Linked DNA regions of Homo sapiens: region 1 is linked to region 2. A link is a loop called in an ENCODE intact Hi-C map of the cell type or tissue named here. Cell type or tissue: PC-3. All regions are shown on one strand. Each heading gives the region's core, and the rest is flanking DNA. Links, peaks and the distances in the headings are about the cores only.

Region 1 (8,672 bases), core at 673-8,672, 95 kb after region 2:
TTGTGACATTAGGAGTAACATCACCCTAGGATATAATGAATAATATCACAGGGTGTACACATTAGGAGTAATATGCCCCTAGGATATTATGAATAATATCACAGAATGTACACCCTTGTGATATTAGGATAACATCCCCCTAGAATATTACAAATAATACCACAGGATGTACACCCCCAGAGACATTAGGAGTAACATCCCCCTAGGATATTACCAAAATTATCACAGTGTGTACACCCACTTTGATATTAGGAGTAATATCTTCCTAGAATATTAGAACAAATATCACAGGGTGTACACCAACTGTGATATTGTGAGTAAAATCTCCCTTGGATATTACGAATAATATAACAGGGTGTACACCATATGTGTTTTAATTAGAAGTGAACACCATATGTGTGATATTAGAAGTAATAGTTCTCTAAAATGTATGAAAAATATAACAGAGTGTACACCCACTCTGATAAAATAAGTAATAACTACCTAGGACACTACAAATAATATCACAGGGTGTAAACACATGGTTTACACCCATGGTGATATTAGGAATTATATCATCCTAAAATATTATGAATAATATCACAGGGTGTACACTATGTACACCCAGGTGGATATTTGAAGTTATATCTCCTTAGGATATTACAAATAATATCACAGGGTGTACATCCCCTATGACATTAAAAGTAACCAACATCTAGAAAATTATGAATATATATAACAAGGCGTACACCCCCTATGACATTATAAGTAATATCACCTAAGATATTACAAATAATATCACAGGAAGTACAACCCCTGTGACATTAGGAGTAACATCCCCCTAGGATATTATGAATAATATCACAGAGTGTACACCCATTGTGATGTTAGGACTAACATCTGATGAGGATATTTCCAGTAATATCACAGGACATACACCCTCTGTGACATCAGGGGTAATATCCCCCTATGACAAAAATAATAATATCACAGAATGTACACCCCCTGTGACATTAGGAGTAACATCCTCCTAGGATATTATGAATAATATCACAGGGTGTACACCCTCAGTGACACTAGGAGTAACGTCACCCTAGAATATAACGAATATCACAGGGTATACACCACCTGTGACATTAGGAATAACATTCCCCTAGGATATAACAAATAAAATCACAGAGTGTACACTCCTTGTGAAATGAAAAGTAACACCGTCCTAGTAAATTACGACTAATATCACAAGGTGTATACCCCCTGTGACATTACGAGTATCATCACCCTAGAAAATTACGAATAATATCACAGGTTATACCACCTGTGACATTAGGAGTAACATTTCCCTAGGATATTAAGAATAATATCACAGTGGGTGTACACACACTGTGACATTAGGCATAATATCCTCCTAGGTTATCAAGTCATCACTGTGATATTAGGAGTAATATTGCCCTAGGATATTACAAATAATACCACAGAGTTTACACCCACTGTGGTATTATAAGTAATATCTCCCTAGGATACTACAAATAATACCACAGAGTTTACACCCACTGTGATATTATAAGTAATATCTCCCTAGGATATTACAAATAATATCACAGGTTGTACACACAGGTTGTAATACCACTGTGGTATTAGAAGTAAAATCCCCCAAAAATATTACGAATATTATCACAGGTTGTACACTATATGAGTACACCCACTGTGACATTAAAGTAACATACCCCTATAATTACATAAATAATATCACAGGGTGTACACACATGGTGTACACTTACTATGAAATTAGGAGTAACATCCCCCTAGGATTTTATGAATAATATCACAGGGTGCACACACATAGTGTACACTTACTATGAAATTAGGAGTAACATCTCCCTAGGATTTTACGAATAATACCACGGGGTGAACACACATGGTGTACACCAACTGTGGCATTAGGAGTAACACCCCCCCAGGGTATTATGAATAATATCACAGATTTTATACGCCTAGTGTACACCCACTGTGACATTAGGAATAACATCCGCCTAGGTATTACAAATAATATCACAGGGTGTGCATACATGGTGTACACACATGGTGTACACCCACTCTGACATTAGTTATAACATCCCCCTAGGATATTATGGTTCATATCACTAGGAGTACCCACACATTGTGTACACTCACTGTGACATTAAGAGTAACATCCCCCTATGTTATTATGAATAATAATACAGGATGTAAAAACATCTTGTACACCCACTGTGACATTAACAGTCACATCCCCCAGGATATTACAGATAATATCACATAGTGTATACCCACGTAACATCCCCATAGGATATTACGAATAATATTACAGAGTGTAAACACACAGTATACACCCACTGTGACATTAGGAGTAACATTTTTCTAGGATACTATGAATAATATCACAGGGTGTATACACATGGTGTACACACACTGTGACATTAGAAATAAAATCACCCTAGGGCATTACAAATAATGTGTTAATAATTATTACCATAAATATTAATCGATATTATTTGTAATATCCAAGCAATATTAATATTACTCTTAATATCACATGGGGTGTACTCCCATTTATATTATTTGTAATATCCTACTGAGATGTTACACCTAATGTCACAGTGTACACCTAATGTCACAGTGTAATGCTTGCTATTCATAGTATCCTACTGAGGTGTTACTCCTGGTGTCACAGTGGCTGTACACCTTGTGATATTATTGGTAATATCGTAGGGAGATGTTACGCCTAATGTCATAGTAGGTGTACACCCTGTGAATTTATTAGAAATATTCTAGGAAAACGTTATTCCTAATTCCAAGGTAGATATTACATAGGATTGTACACCTCCAGTGATATGGCAAGTAATATCACCCTCTCCCCCACTGGATATCATGAACCATATCACAGGGCAGATATTATCACCCTTTCCCGCCCGGTGACAGAGCAAGATCCTGTCTCAAAAAAAAAAATCTGTTAAAAGATATAGCAAGTGATTGATTTTCCCGGCAATAAATAAGAAAGTAAGTGGAAATTTTCAGATAATTGAAAGGTGGTACACACTTTTACAATTTCCTTTCTAATAGTGTTTTTAGTAAAAGGAGGAGTGACCAGGATGCTGTTATCACCTGAGTTTGTCCCTCCTCTTAGGGCTGGTGGTATACCAGGAATCAAAGTGTAGCTGTTTGCTGTTTTTGTCTGCCTGGTATCTACTTTTCTTGTTTGTTAATATCATTTTTATTTTCTTTTGAGGAGCTATTTTTCCCCTATCTCTTTGGCTCTGGGTCTAGAGACATGGCCTAGTTTTGGCTGAAGTAAATACTGTATCATCATCTGGCTATGGGGATTGTTTTAAGAACATGTGACCCAGTCATACAAGTCAGGTTTGGGAATTTTGGTGGTATAATTGTGAAACAAACACTCCCTGCAAGCCTGCTAAGCTGGAAGAATATGTGTGAAGCTGCCAAGGGTCTTCCCTGTTGCTACATGGAGACATAGCAGCTTGGCAATGAAGTCAATACTAAGGATAGCAGAGTTTATGGGGAAGGAGAATGAGAGAGAAAATGATGACACTGTGGCTTTTGATCCAGCTGTTCTTAAAAGTAATCATCCGCGTTGAACTTCCTGGTTTAGGTGAGCCAGTGGTTTATCTCTTTCTCTAAAGCTTCCTACTTTTTTACCTTTCTTTCTCTCTTTTTTCCTTAATACCACTTGATTTAGATTTCTTCCATTTGCAACTCAAACATTCTTACCTATAAAAGGTGTCAGCACTTCGTTGCAGAGTCCAGAGGAGGTAGGAAGTTGACAGAGTTAAAGTGGACAGCTGAAAAGGAAGTGAGTCCCAACTTGCTAAGTATAAAATACCTCTTAACCTTGTGTGTGCCCTGGTAGGGGCAAGAATATTTTGCACAGGGGATAGGCTTGGCTGGCAGGATAGTTACTGTCAGGGAAAGATGAATGTGACAACTTTGGGGATATTCATTGGTGGGAAGAAGTGGGGAGGGAAGAAATCAATACCGTTGAAATGCGGATTTAAAAATGTATATAACAGCCTTAGAACTTAGATTCCACAAATCATCAGCATGTTTGCATGGTGCTTTTATTTCTGGGTCTCTCTTGATGGCTCCTCTTGCATAATTCTTACTCTGTATGCTTTGGAAAATTTTTTTGTACATTTAGTACCAGGCTATTTCTCATTTTTATTTTCCTGCTTTTTCACCTTCTTATTCCAAAGTCACCGTGTGACAGTTTTATGGTAGAGATTTGTGTGCAGCCTAAATCAGTTGCTAAACATCAAAGAGTCCTGTGCATATGTAATAAAGATGTGTTGCAGTCGGGGTGGAAGGTAACTGCAATCATGGTTGGAATTTTCAAATCTGTTAAGAGTAAACTCTCTGCATAAATAGAATAAGAATGTGATTTCCTATGCATGTTTTATCAGGTGGGGGATGACTTGTGTGACTCAGAAACATCTGACTCTTCTGTGGGAAAAATGAAAGCACTTAAAAAGTGTTTGCCGCTGGTAACAGGTTTCCTAATGCACTGATCATTTGCTGGCTGTTCTCATTCCCACCTTTGTACTCTGCTATATACTTGGGGTGGGGTCTGAGCCTTTGCAGACTATTTTCCTAGAATCCCTTACCAGCTGGTTCTGCCAATGGGAAGCACTGGTTGTAGTGGAAAGGAGAAGAGGAGAAGAGATTATCTTCCTGCATTCAGCTTCTATCAATTTCCTTCTAGCAATAGTGAGCAGACTGGATCAGCGGTTTCTGGGAGTTCCCTCACCTCCAGGGTGGGCCTAATACCCTTTTGTGGTCCTAGAATCATGGGGTCTCCATGCAACCTTCTCCAAGATTCCAGCCCCTCCTTTCCAGTCTCGGGCTCCATGAATACTACATTTTCTCTTTTCTTCTCCCAGCCCCAGAGTTGCTATGTACTAATCTCTGGGTTACTCTACTGTCTCTGCTTTGCTTTCTCAGCTCTCCCTTATGCAGCCACTTTCCTATCTTAAAATCTCTCACTGAAATATGTGAAATGGTTTTGTTTTCCTGGCTAGTACACCGAATAAATATCTTTAATGTATTTATATTAGACCTTCAAACCTTTTGGGAAAATGACATTGAAAAAGGATGAAGTGAGTTTTTTCTTTTTGATAATTCATTAAGAAATATTCTTTAAATAGTTTTGGATCAAATTTCAAGAGCATTTTAAGAAACAGAATCCTCACCATTGAAAACCAAACGATTGTGATTGTTTAATGCTGATTTTTTTTTTAAATTTCTAAACCAGTTGTGCCTTAAGTTTCATTTTATAAACTTAGATTTTGAACCCTTCGCCAGCAGCTTCCTCACAGTGTATAGTTATTAAGTGATCTTTCCACTGGTTGTCTTAGCAGTTTGGGTTTAGTTCCTATTTTTATTTGGCCATGACTGATAGAGCTGAGTGAAGGAAGTATAATACAGCCAACCTCAAAGACTCCATCATGAATACACTTGTCAAGTGAGATAAATTTTGCAGAAGTCTTGCTCACTCCCTTACTTGGATGACTCCTGCCAGTTCCTTTAGTACTTCGCTGTGTTATCCTCTCTAGAAAACTCTTCTTGATATCTCCTCCCCAAAGAATGTGCTGTGGGATGGGATCCCCAGGATACAGATTCTGAGATGAAACTGTACATGAAGGGGTTTTATTGGAGGAAGTGCTCTTAGGAGCAACACCTGCAAAACACTGAAGAAAACCAACAGGGCAGAGAAAGAAGTTGAACTGCAGTGCAGTTGCGAAAGCAGTCTCCACTAACTCCTGGGGCTATGAAACTGAGATGGCGCTTCAGAGATTCCGAAATCAGCAGCCGATTGTGGGCTGCTCCCAGGGAGGGTGCATAAACTTAGGTGAGACAGCTTCCTTCTGTAGAGCGCAGAGGAACACAGCTGTCAGCTGTCAGCAAGCACCACTTCCAGCAGCTGCAGCAAGAGTACCTCTCTGCTGAAGGGGGATCATGGTGATACACCATGGTATCTACTACGATTGATCCAGTAAAAGTCCTCAGGGATAGGCCGGGCACAGTGGTTCACGCCTGTAATCCCAGCACTTTGGGAGGCCGAGATGGGTGGATCACGAGGTCAGGAGATGGAGACCATCCTGGCCAACATGGTGAAACCCTGTCACTACTAAAAATACAAAAATTAGCTAGGCGTGGTGGCGGGCTTCTGTAATCCCAGCTACTCGGGAGGCTGAAGCAGGAGAATCGCTTGAAGCCGGGAAGTGGAGGTTGCCGTGAGCCGAGATCGCACCACTGCACTCCAGCCTGGCAACAGAGCGAGACTCCGCAAAAAAAAAAAAAAAAAAAAAAAAAAAAAAAAAAGTCCTCAGGGACCCAACACCCTTACTTTTAAGCCCACATCACAGTGCATTGGGATAGCGTATTTACATCAGCCTGAAACTGTGGGCTTCAGCGTCCAGTACAGTAGGCACTTGATAAATGTTAAATTTAGTGGAGGAAAAGTATTTACTTGTTTCCCATAGCGATCGTAGTAGGCATAGAATTTAATGTGTCATACTGTCCTCTGAAACTGGGGTTTAAATAGTTTTGTTTTCCGTCCCATTCTGGAGAAGCTGTGTGACTTGGGTTCTGGAGTGAAAACCCTGAAGGACACATGCTGGGCAAAGTGAAAAGCCTCAGAGTACGCCAGATGAACTGATGACACACAGGAATAGAGAAACACATGTTGAGAATGACACTGCCCAGGAACACCACGCGGTCATGGCCAAATGCTCCCGGGTGTTGTTTTCCCTCTAGCTATTCTGTACTCAGATGTGACTCAGATGCTGGCATTCAGTGCAGTTTTGTTTAGCTGCTGCTGCTTCCAGGAGTCCCCCAAAGTCAATAGGCCATTGGCTTACCACCAGAGTCAGGCAAGGAAAAGAGTGGGAACGCAGCAACATCAACAGGAAATAAAACATTTTTATTGAATATCTGTGTAATATGTTAAGTCATTTTTAACAACAATCAGAAAACTACTGTGGAATTCACTACACAAAGTGAAACAAAATTTAAATCACCTCATCAAAAATGAAGGTAAAATACAGCTGAAATAGTTGGCTCGCAGGCCACGAGCCATATGGCAGAGGAAAACACCCCAACATTTCTACAAGATACAGGGAAAACCCACACATAGAAACACTCAAGCAGGCAGTAAATATACACAAAGGCAACTAGGATCTTTCTAGAGCATCAGATTCTAATACTTTACACAGCTTTGTCAGAAGGGTACATGTGGCTTATTTGAGGATGAATCTTGGTCATAAAGCAGGTTCCATCACTGACTTGTGAAAGAGTGAAAGATGGCATAGTACCAACTAATTCTATGGTGACAATCCCATGTCTGGCAGTGTTGCAAGAGAATGCATTAGTGGTATTTTAATGCAAGAAATAATGTCTATTCAGCAGCTTGAACCTGCTTGTTTGAAAGTGTGGTTTCATTGTGAACAACTTAAAGCTGAATACAGTGAAATTAAATGTCATTTGTGGTATTTAAATACTTTTTAAAAGCCAGTCAACTCCCTCTCTTTGGTAGGGTTTGGCCCTTTAAATTGGAAAGAGTCTTGTTTGAATTTTCTGTTCAAACCATTATTTAATTTCACATTCTGACTTGTGTATATTTTCTATTACCTATGTTTTTTAAGAAGTACGGACCATCGGCAGACGGTTATTTTCCTTTTATCCTTTATGTCTATGCCAATTATAAAGCGTTTGCTATGTCTGGCCTAAAAGGCAAAAGAGCTTGCCCCTTCTTTGATAAGGAAACAGTAACGACAGGAATTCCAGTTTTACTGGGAAACAGCCAACCCCATGTTCAAAGCCTACCATCAGCCCTTTTTGAATTCTCTTTAGTTTTTGAAAAGACGTGGTGTGATATCCTGAAGACTGAACATGAGGCCAATGCTTAGTTTTCCTCCATTTTGTTTTGATATTTGTGAAGACAAACTTTCATTTCAGAGCATCACTACTGTCTTGTGGCCTGGAAATTAAAATGGATCACAGAAGTGAATGGGACAAAAGGCTAGATGCAGTGTGGGATAATAGGCTGCCCTTCCACGAAATGGTTGTCTACCATAGTGGGGAAAAATATGGAATATTGCACAGTGCTTGACAAAATGCTGTGTTCCACCCCATTCTATGTATCTTCCTTGTCCTATGCATAGCTTTTCAGTTCTGAATTGGTCCTTTGTAATGAGAACTGTTTGTGCTACACACACCTTGGGCAGTGCAGTAGAAGGGAATGGCAGTATTGTTACAATATCACTACGGAATAAATTGAGTGCTATCCACTGAGGAAACTACGGGTCTAAGCACACACGGCAGTCACAGTGTTACACAGAGCAGTCCTTTAAGACTCTTATGGAATGACTAGTAGCTTCATAATAGTGTCATTTACTACATAATAACATTGAAAACGTTTAAAAACTCCTCCTAAATCAAGCATCTAGTATACATAAGAGGTTGCTTCAGTTTTCTAGAACTTGTTCTTGGTTTGTTTCACCTTTTTTTAAAGGACAAATTAAAACTTAAGTAAAAAGAGCATATAAAAAGATCACTAGCTGTCTGTTTTGGCTTAATTGAAGTGCATTCAGAACTATGGCTAATTGTTGTTGGTTTTTGTTTTTGTTTTTCTTTCATCTTTT
Region 2 (8,810 bases), core at 391-8,390:
CTGCACTGCCGTTATGAGCTCTAACACTCACCGTGAAGGTCTGCAGGAGGCCAGCAAGACGATGAACGCACCGGGAGGAATGAACAACTCCAAACGAGAGGAACGAACAACTCTAGACGGACCGCCTTAAGAGCTGTAACACTCACCGTGAAGGTCTGCAGCTTCACTCCTGAAGCCAGCGAGACCACGAACCCACCAGAAGGAAGAAACTCCAGACATGTCCGAACATCAGAAGGAACAAACTCCGGACACGCCATCTTTAAGAACTGTAACACTTACCACGAGGGTCCGCGGCTTCATTCTTGAAGTCAGCGAGACCAAGAACCCACCAATTAGGAACACAATTGTAACTATAGGATTGTGATGCAAAGAGTACAGAGACTACATTTATTGAGCACCTACTAAAGGGCAGGCCTGGTGCAAGGCTTTTTTACATCTGTAATCACATATAATCCTTAGCACAAAACTGAGATATGTTACTATCTTCCTAATTTCACATTCAAAAAACTGAGATCAGAGGTTAAGTATATCTTATCACATAAGCTTGGAAATGGCAGGGCAGGAATTTGAACTTAGGTGCTTCTGACTCAAATCCATACTCTTACAGTAGACTATCTCTCTGTTGCACATGGTGAGGATCTTTATGTTCATTGTGGAGGGAAAAGGGAGCCCAAGTCTAGAGATTGAGTATAAAGTTTGGGCCAAAAGCAGGAGTAGAGTCTGCTGGAAGACTCGCTAGCAGCCTTAGCATTGGCACCACCTCCTTACTAAAACCACATCTTGCTTCCTGGCAGAGCCTAGTACTGTTATAGTTGGCAGAGCATTACAGGGAGCTTGGAAGAACTTCCCCGGTACCTTCCAATTTTCCCTATTTGGTCAGTTCAGACTTGCGTTAGTGCAATAACCTCCTAACCAATCTCTTGGCCCCTATGCTTGCTTTACCTCCAGTCTGTTCTTCGCGTTGCACTTAGAACAACCTTTCCGAAGAACAGACCAGATCTTGTCATTCCTGTGCTTTAGCTCTTTCAAGGGTTTCCTGTTATAATTAGGATAAAGTAGAAATTCTTTAGCATGGTTGGTTTGCTCCTTCTATCCCTAGCCTTACTTCTCTCCACTGTGAACACCATGTTTCAGCCCAGCAGGACCACTATTCCTCCAAATGTACCATGTGCTCTCTCCCCTCTGCCGTGGGCATATTCTGCTGTTCCTTTAACATTGATCCATTCTTCCTCCTTTTCCTTCTTACTCCTACTTGTCTTCTGTGATCACTGCTTAAAAGTCATTTTTTTCAGAAAGCTTTTCTGAACCTCTTCTCCAACACTACCCCCACACATGTAGACTAGCACGCTCTAATATGGCCATCATCTTATTGTATTATAATTACCTTGTCTTATTGATATAATTTACATAACATAAAAGTCACTCTTTTAAATTGTACAATTCAGTGGTTTTTAATATATTTACAAGGTTATGCAATCACTATATAATTTGAGAACATTTTCATCACTCCTAAAAGAACCCACATACACACCCATTGACAGCCACTCCGTGTTTCCCCTTCCCCCAATCCCCTGACAATTATTAATCTACTTTTTATCTCTATTTATTTCCCTAGTCTGGACATTTTATGTGAATAGAATCATACCATATTTGTCCCTTTGTGTCTGTCTTCTTGCACTAAATATGTTTCTAAGGTTCATCCATGTTGTATTATGTATCAGTACTTCATTTCATTTTATGGTTGAAATATTCCATTGTATGTATGTACCACATTTTGTATATCCATTCGTCAGCTGATGGACATTTGGATTGTTTCCACTTTTTGAGTATTAATAAATAATGCTTCTATTAACATTTGTGTACAAGTTTTTGTATGGCCATGTTTTCAATGGTCTTGAGTATGTACCTAGCAGTGACACTGCTACATTGTATGGTTATTCTGATTCTGTATTGAGCTTTTGGAGGACTTTTCTAGAGTAGCCGCATCATTTTACATTGACACCAACACTGTATGAGGGTTCTGATTGTTTAGTGTCCTCACCAACACTTCTTTCTTTCCTTTTTTTCCTCCTCTCTCTCTCTCTTTTATCATGGCCATGCTAATGGGTATGACGTTACAATTGCCTTTTTACTGGTTTGTTTCCTTCATGACTCTGAACTGTGAAGGCAAGGACTGTGCTAGATCTGGTTTATTATTGTACTCCAGTGCCTAAAACATTGGGTACTCAACAAATATCTACAAAATGGGTGAGAAGACCTACAGCTTTCCTAGTTGCTTTGCTTCTATAAATCCAGGAAATATAGGGGCTAGAATTGGAAAAGATATTCTGGCTGCCAGTCCACAGCACTGTTCACCAGAGTGCCATAGGATTTTAATAACCACACTAAGTAAATGGTTCCATGGCTTTAATAGTTTTACCTAAGAAGTTCCCTGTGTGGAGAATGGCGTGAGTTCTCATTTAACTAGCTCAAAATGGGGAAGAACATACTCAACTCTGCTGGCATTTTAATCTGATTCCGGGGAGTCTTTCTATTCCAAACACCTTTTCTGAGGGCATGCGAACATTTCCTAATGAGAAAGCCATTCCTTCTGAGGGAAAGTGGGGGGAAAAAAGCAAAACAAAAGTTCCTTTACTGGAAACTGATGGCCACATCAATTATACATTCAGAATAATACAGATTGAACTCAAGTTGTCAGGTACTGAAACAACTCTATTTAGCCAAGTTACAAATGGGATCTCATCGACCCTTTCATAGCTATGTGTTTTTATTTGTCCCAGTGTACCAAATCTTGGATTCTAAAAGTGATCTGGAAGAGAAAAGATGCCTTTTCCTTGATTTCCTTGATTTGTCCTGTAAACAAAGTGCCTGTAAAAGAAAAGGCCATGATGCTTTCTTGGTAGCGTCGTTGGCGCTGTGATTAGGTGACAGGTGCCCTCCGTAAAACTCTTGAATTCATCTCCACCTTCAGTCCACGTTCCACCTAGTCGGGTTTTGCTCGGTGAGGAGTAGTCTTCCATAGCATTTTCTTCTATTCACTGTGCACCCTCCTGTACCATACTTCCATCCTTGTTTGTTTTCCTGTACTTTTTCTCTCTTCACCTGCTGTGAAATACAGTGTTGGCCCAACAATAGGAGTCTTCTATGAATTGTAGTCTTTAAACCCTGGGACTAGTTTTCTGCTCTATCTTCCTTCTAGTAAATGCAGATTTGGTGAATTACAATCCCCACTTGACTAATCTCAATAAACTTTTCCTCTATTATATTTTTTCCTTCAGAAACATAGAATGTGTTCATGAACTTTTGAGGGGAGAGAATGGGAAAGATTTGGGAAAGTCTTAGGTAAATAGTACTGACCTTGTGTAAAGAGTGTTAATGTTATTATATAGCAGTGAAAATACGATAGAAAAAATAACATAGTAATCATTGTCCAAATATGGCCCACTTGAACTCTGGATGGTATTTCAGCACTGTAGGAAAATTCCAGAAATCTCTCTGCCTACAAATATTTTCCTCACCTTATCTGCCTCTGCTGATAAATGGAGGATAAGCTTGACATCAGCAAATATTTGAAGAAGTACTGTACTTGAAGAAGTACACCACCAGTGCTGGAGGCAGCAGTATTCCAGTACATGAATTGCCTGTTATGTGCTTTACCTGATTTATTGAATACTTTCTGATTTACATTTTTACCCAGATCTTCAGTCTAACTTCAATAGGTTAGTTTGCATAAATTCTTGAAATACTAATCTCAGAGAAGTCTGATGCTAGTCTGCCCCTATACAGGAGGCAGAGTGTATGCCTAGGAACACTAGTTGAACTCATAGGAAGGGAGATTCTGCCCAAAAAGTTCAAGGAGTTCTAAGATTTCTTTTTTTTTTTTTTTCTTTTTTTTGAGAAGGAGTCTCACTCTGTCTCCCAGGCTGGAGTGCAGTGGCACGATCTCAGCTCACTGCAACCTCCACCTCCCGGGTTCAAGCGATTCTCCTGACTCAGCCTCCTCTCCTGCCTCAGCTGGGATTACAGGCTCCCGCCACCATGCCTGGCTAATTTTTGTATTTTTAGTAGAGACTAGTTTCACCATGTTGGCCAGGCTGCTCTCCAACCCCTGACCTCAGGTGATCCACCCGTCTCGGCCTCCCAAAGCGCTGGGATTACAGGCATGAGCCACTGCACCCAGCCGAGTTTAAGATTTCTAGCAGCCTTCTTTTCTTTTTTCTTTTCTTTTCTCTATCTCTCTTTCTTTTTCTTTCTTTCTTTCCTTCTTTCTTTCTCTTTCTTTCTCTTCCCTTTTTTTTTCAGACAGAGTCTTGCTTTGTCACCCAGGCTAGAGTGCAGTGGTGTGATCACAGCTACTGCAGCCTCAAACTCCTGGGCTCAAAGGATCCTCCCACCCCAGCCTCCTGAGGAGCTGGGACTACAGGTGCACACCTGTATAATAGTACATACCTGACTATTTTTATTTTTTTAGAGATGGGGTCTTGCTATGTTGCCCAGGCAAACCTTGAACTCCCAGCCTCAAGTGATCCTCCTGCCTTAACTTCCCAAAGTGTTGGGATTACAGACATTAGCCACTACCCCTGCTAGCTTTGCTTTCTTTGGTACGCCCCGGCTAGGACCAAATTTACTGGGACCCCGTTTATACACATAGTTTCTCAAGCAGTGAGAAACATGTGCCCCTGCTCCCCATATTTGCATACATGACTAATCTACTAATAGCTTTTGACCATTTGGGCAAACCCTGCATTTAAGCAAACCAAATATTTGTAACTTGAATATGGAAACAAAACAGAAATCCTGTACAAATGGGCTGTGCTGGATTATTTAACTTTTCATTTCTTTGAAGGGCTCCTTTTGCCCTTAGAGATAGCATTTGAGAGAAACTCCAAAATTCAGGCAGAAATTCAGGACAAAAAAGCAAGTTTAACCTCTGGTTTCTGAACTGTGGTGCATATTAGGCAAGACTGTTCCGGATAGACCAGAAACTTTGGCCTGTGCAATTCATGCTGCATGTCGCTATGATGTGCATCTGGATGTATTCACCCTGAGGTTGTTTATTTACAATGAGAATTGAAGGAAAAGTTCAGAAACATCCTGTCACAGGATGTGTGGATAGGCCTGCTGAATGCTGAAGCCAGAGGAAAGCAGGAAAGTTTCAGCAATTAGTGATGGCATCGCCCTCTAGTGGTTTGTCCGTGGCTTAAAAATGAATATACTGCAGGTGTATCCCAGTTCTCCAAAGAATTGTCCCAAATAAACTGTCAGATTGTGTACGGAAAAGAGAAAAGGAGGGGAAAGAGGAAGGGAGCAAGAGGGAAAGAAAGGAGGAGGGAGAGGATTCTTGCCAGGATAGCCCATCTCAGCAGCTAGGAAGCTCTAGGAGCCAGGCTTTCTGTAGAAGCCTTCTGACATCCAATTAGGCCCTCAGTGAAAACATTTTTTTCCCAAGCTTCTGGCAAGTGATTCTAGCTAAAAGTCACTATTCACGATTTGTAATAGGGCCCTGGGTTCCTTTCCAGCCTCCACAGCTTTGTACCAGCTTCCCCTCCCAGGTCCACATTCCATTCCTAGGTAAGTCATCACACGTGCTGAGAGGTAGAACTGTCTGCAGGGCAAAGTGTGTAGGTAGACCAGGCTTCTTTTCTTGCACCCCCACCCTTCTTTGTTTCCTTTATGCCTCATTGTCATCTCCCCAAATACTTTTGCTGCCCTTTATACTTAATTTCCTGTTGGCTCCCCACAGAAGAGCTGGTGGCCCAATTCCTCAGGTGCCTGAAAGAATGTTTAGAGAGCTGCCTCAGCCTTTAGGGAATGACAGGAATGCTGAGAATTTCAGGCAGTACTTTTCAGACCCACTGGAAAGAAAGTTTTGGCCCAGAGATGGGGCGGGGTGCAGGGGGTGGGAGGGATGGGTTTGGGGGGTCTGTGTGTGTAAGAGGAGCTTCAAAACCACCTCAGATCATAATTACCTAAGGCTATGGACTTGTCTGAAGCCTGGGAGTCTCATCGTGGAGTCATCTCGTGTTTGTTGACCTATAGGAACAGAGGCCTCTGGGAAAGTGGTTGTTTGTGTAGCAAATTATAGATATGTGAAATTAATTTGGCTCTGAGTCTTGAGACATGAGTTATTTCTCATAATATTTTAGTCATAGTCCCCATAGTTGGTAAACAGAGTAAGAAAACTTTTCAGTGTTGAAATGTAGACTATTATTCCTGGGTTTGTTAAATCCTGGAACTTCTCCTGAGTCTAATTTCATTACAGGAAGGAGGGGAAATCGTGAAGGTTTGACTCAGAACTGTCACCACAGTCTTTCTGATTCTCTATCCACATAAAGTTTTTTATTTGGTTATTTTTGAATGCTTTTTATTCAACTCAGAGCAACTTCGTCTTAAATGGGGGGGCTAGGTAAAATAAGGCTGAGGCCTACTGGGCTGCATTCCCAGACAGTTAGGAATTCTAAGTCACAGGATCAGATAAGAGGTGGGCACAAGATACAGGTCATAAAGGCCTTGCTGGTAAAAACAGGTTGCAGTAAAGAAGCCGACTAAAACCCACCAAACCAAAACCAAGATGACGATGAGAGTGACCTCAGGTTGTCCTCACTGCTACACTCCCATCAGTGCCATCACACTTTACCCTATATGGTCTAAAAAGGGGAGGCATGAATAATCCACTTCTTGTTTAGCATATCATCAAGAAATAACCGGAAAAGTGGGCAACCAGCAACCTGTGGGGCAGCTCTGACTATGGAGTAGCCATTCCTGTATTACTTTCCTAGTAAAAAGCCATTACTTTCCTAGTAAACTTGCTTTCACTTTATGGATTCGCCTCAAATTCTTTTTTGTGCAAGATCCAATAACCCTCTTTTGGGGTCTGGATCAGGACCTCTTTCTGGTAACATGAGGACAGTCAAAACCCACATCACAAACACAACAACCTTTGTGACACTTAGAGGAATTTCAAATGAGGAAGATGATTTGGTTGGTTGGGACTTAGTCTGGTAATGAGAGGCCTCTGCTTTAAATTATTTATTTACCTGTTATTCTAAGGCATGTCTGGCTCTTGATGAAGACTTACTGTTACCTTCAACTGTTGCATCCACTTCACGGGACTGTCCTTCTCCACCTTTTGTCTCCATGAAAACCACCTTGGAAACATAAATGTGTTACTTAGGAGAGGCAACACTTCAACTTACATTCAAAGAGTGCAAACATTACCATGCTTAACCAATTTAGTGAGAATCTTTCCTTATGTTAAGGTATAAACACAAAAGGATCTTATTTTTCCCATAATTGCTACTAACTGTGTTTTTTTTAAAACTCTGCCTGCTGGGCAGTAAGCTCCCTTAATGGTGTCTCAGCCTAGTTCTATAACTTATGTCACATCCAGTTTATTAAAAATGCTCTCATTGGAATCTTAAGACTCAGAAGTGTTCTTTTAAAAAGTGTAAAAATCATTTTCTATCCAAAAGTCTTCTTTCTCCTCTATCTACCCCCAGAATAGTCTAGTAATCTTAAATACTGGAGGGTGGAGTGGGGGGTCTTGGTCTATTCTTTCACATCCTAGTCCCCTTTCCTGTGGTTACTTTCATGCGTGTCCGTGTGAAGAGACCACCAAACAGGCTTTGTGTGAGCAACATGGCTGTTTATTTCACCTGGGTGCAGGCAGGCTGAGTCCGAAAAGAGAGTCAGTGAAGGGAGATAAGGGTGGGGCCGTTTTATAGGATTTGGGTAGGTAAAGGAAAATTACAGTCAAAGGGGGTTTGTTCTCTGGCGGGCAGGAGTGGGGGTCGCAAGGTGCTCAGTGGGGGTGCTTTTTGAGCCAGGATGAGCCAGGAAAAGGACTTTCACAAGGTAATGTCATCAGTTAAGGCAAGGACCGGCCATTTACACTTCTTTTGTGGTGGAATGTCATCAGTTAAGGTGGGGCAGGGCATATTCACTTCTTTTGTGATTCTTCAGTTATTTCAGGCCATCTGGGCGTATACGTGCAAGTCACAGGGGATGCGATGGCTTGGCTTGGGCTCAGAGGCCTGACATTCCTGCCTTCTTATATTAATAAGAAAAATAAAACAAAATAGTGTTGAAGTGTTGGGGCGGCGAAAACTTTTGGGGGGTGGTATGGAGAGAGAATGGGCGATGTTTCTCAGCGCTGCTTCAAGCGGGATTAGGGGCGGCGTGGGAACCTAGAGTGGGAGAGATTAAGCTGAAGGGAGGTCTTGTGGTAAGGGGTGATATTGTGGGGATGTTAGAAGAAACATTTGTCGTATAGAATGATTGGTGATGGCCTGGATACGGTTTTGTATGAATTGAAAAACTAAATGGAATAACAGAAGGAGAAAAACAGGTATAAAAGGTCTAAGAATTGGGACAACTCAGGATATCTGATTAGAGAGTGCTTAAGGAGATTCGGCAGAGTCCTGCCAGCAAAGATTATTTATTTACTTCAAGAGTTAAGAGTGGCAGTTTGGGGATAGCACCAGGAGATATCAGCTGTGATGGCTTGGAAAAACAGTGTAAACCGGCAGTGTAAACAAGAGCAGGGCATGTATGAGTAGTTCAGAATGGTGAATAGGAGTATGACTAGACAGAAAATAGTAGGATGACAAGTTTTTTTTTGGGGGGGGGCGGGGCACAGTCTAAGTTGGTCTGTTGTCTGGAATGAGACTGGGGCCTAATAAAAAGGAGCATCTATACAGGAGCTTAAATGGGCTGTACCCTGTAGCATTCTGAGGACAGGCCTGAATTCTGAGAAGGGAAAGTGGTAGAAGTATTGTCCAGTCTTTTTTAAGTTGGTGGCTGAGCTTGGT

What was found. Peaks named below come from ENCODE experiments on the same cell type or tissue, not always from the same donor. Only the 100,000 strongest peaks of a DNase experiment are listed, where the experiment ranks them.
Region 1: it touches region 2 in a loop (5-fold over the local background); 4 of 110 quality-filtered maps call a loop at or near these places.

The regions. Positions count from the first base shown.
Region 1 is chr12:79,450,268-79,458,939 of GRCh38, reverse strand. It overlaps SYT1 (synaptotagmin 1), which reads right to left. Exons shown (of 11, transcript NM_005639.3): 11 at 6,932-8,672. Among named protein-coding and RNA genes, the nearest start is that of MIR1252, 35 kb to the right of the region's middle. In PC-3, for the core only: no CTCF peak of the experiment used is centred there; a DNase peak (open chromatin) is centred at 6,759; H3K4me3 peaks cover 693 bases; H3K27ac peaks cover 2,605 bases.
Region 2 is chr12:79,544,404-79,553,213 of GRCh38, reverse strand. No RefSeq gene overlaps it. Among named protein-coding and RNA genes, the nearest start is that of MIR1252, 130 kb to the right of the region's middle. RefSeq lists enhancers at 5,471-5,765, 5,208-5,936, 7,528-8,041 and a silencer at 5,471-5,765. In PC-3, for the core only: CTCF peaks have their summits at 5,021 and 5,222 (motif pointing left); DNase peaks (open chromatin) are centred at 5,113, 5,683, 6,013 and 6,453; H3K4me3 peaks cover 2,456 bases; H3K27ac peaks cover 4,619 bases.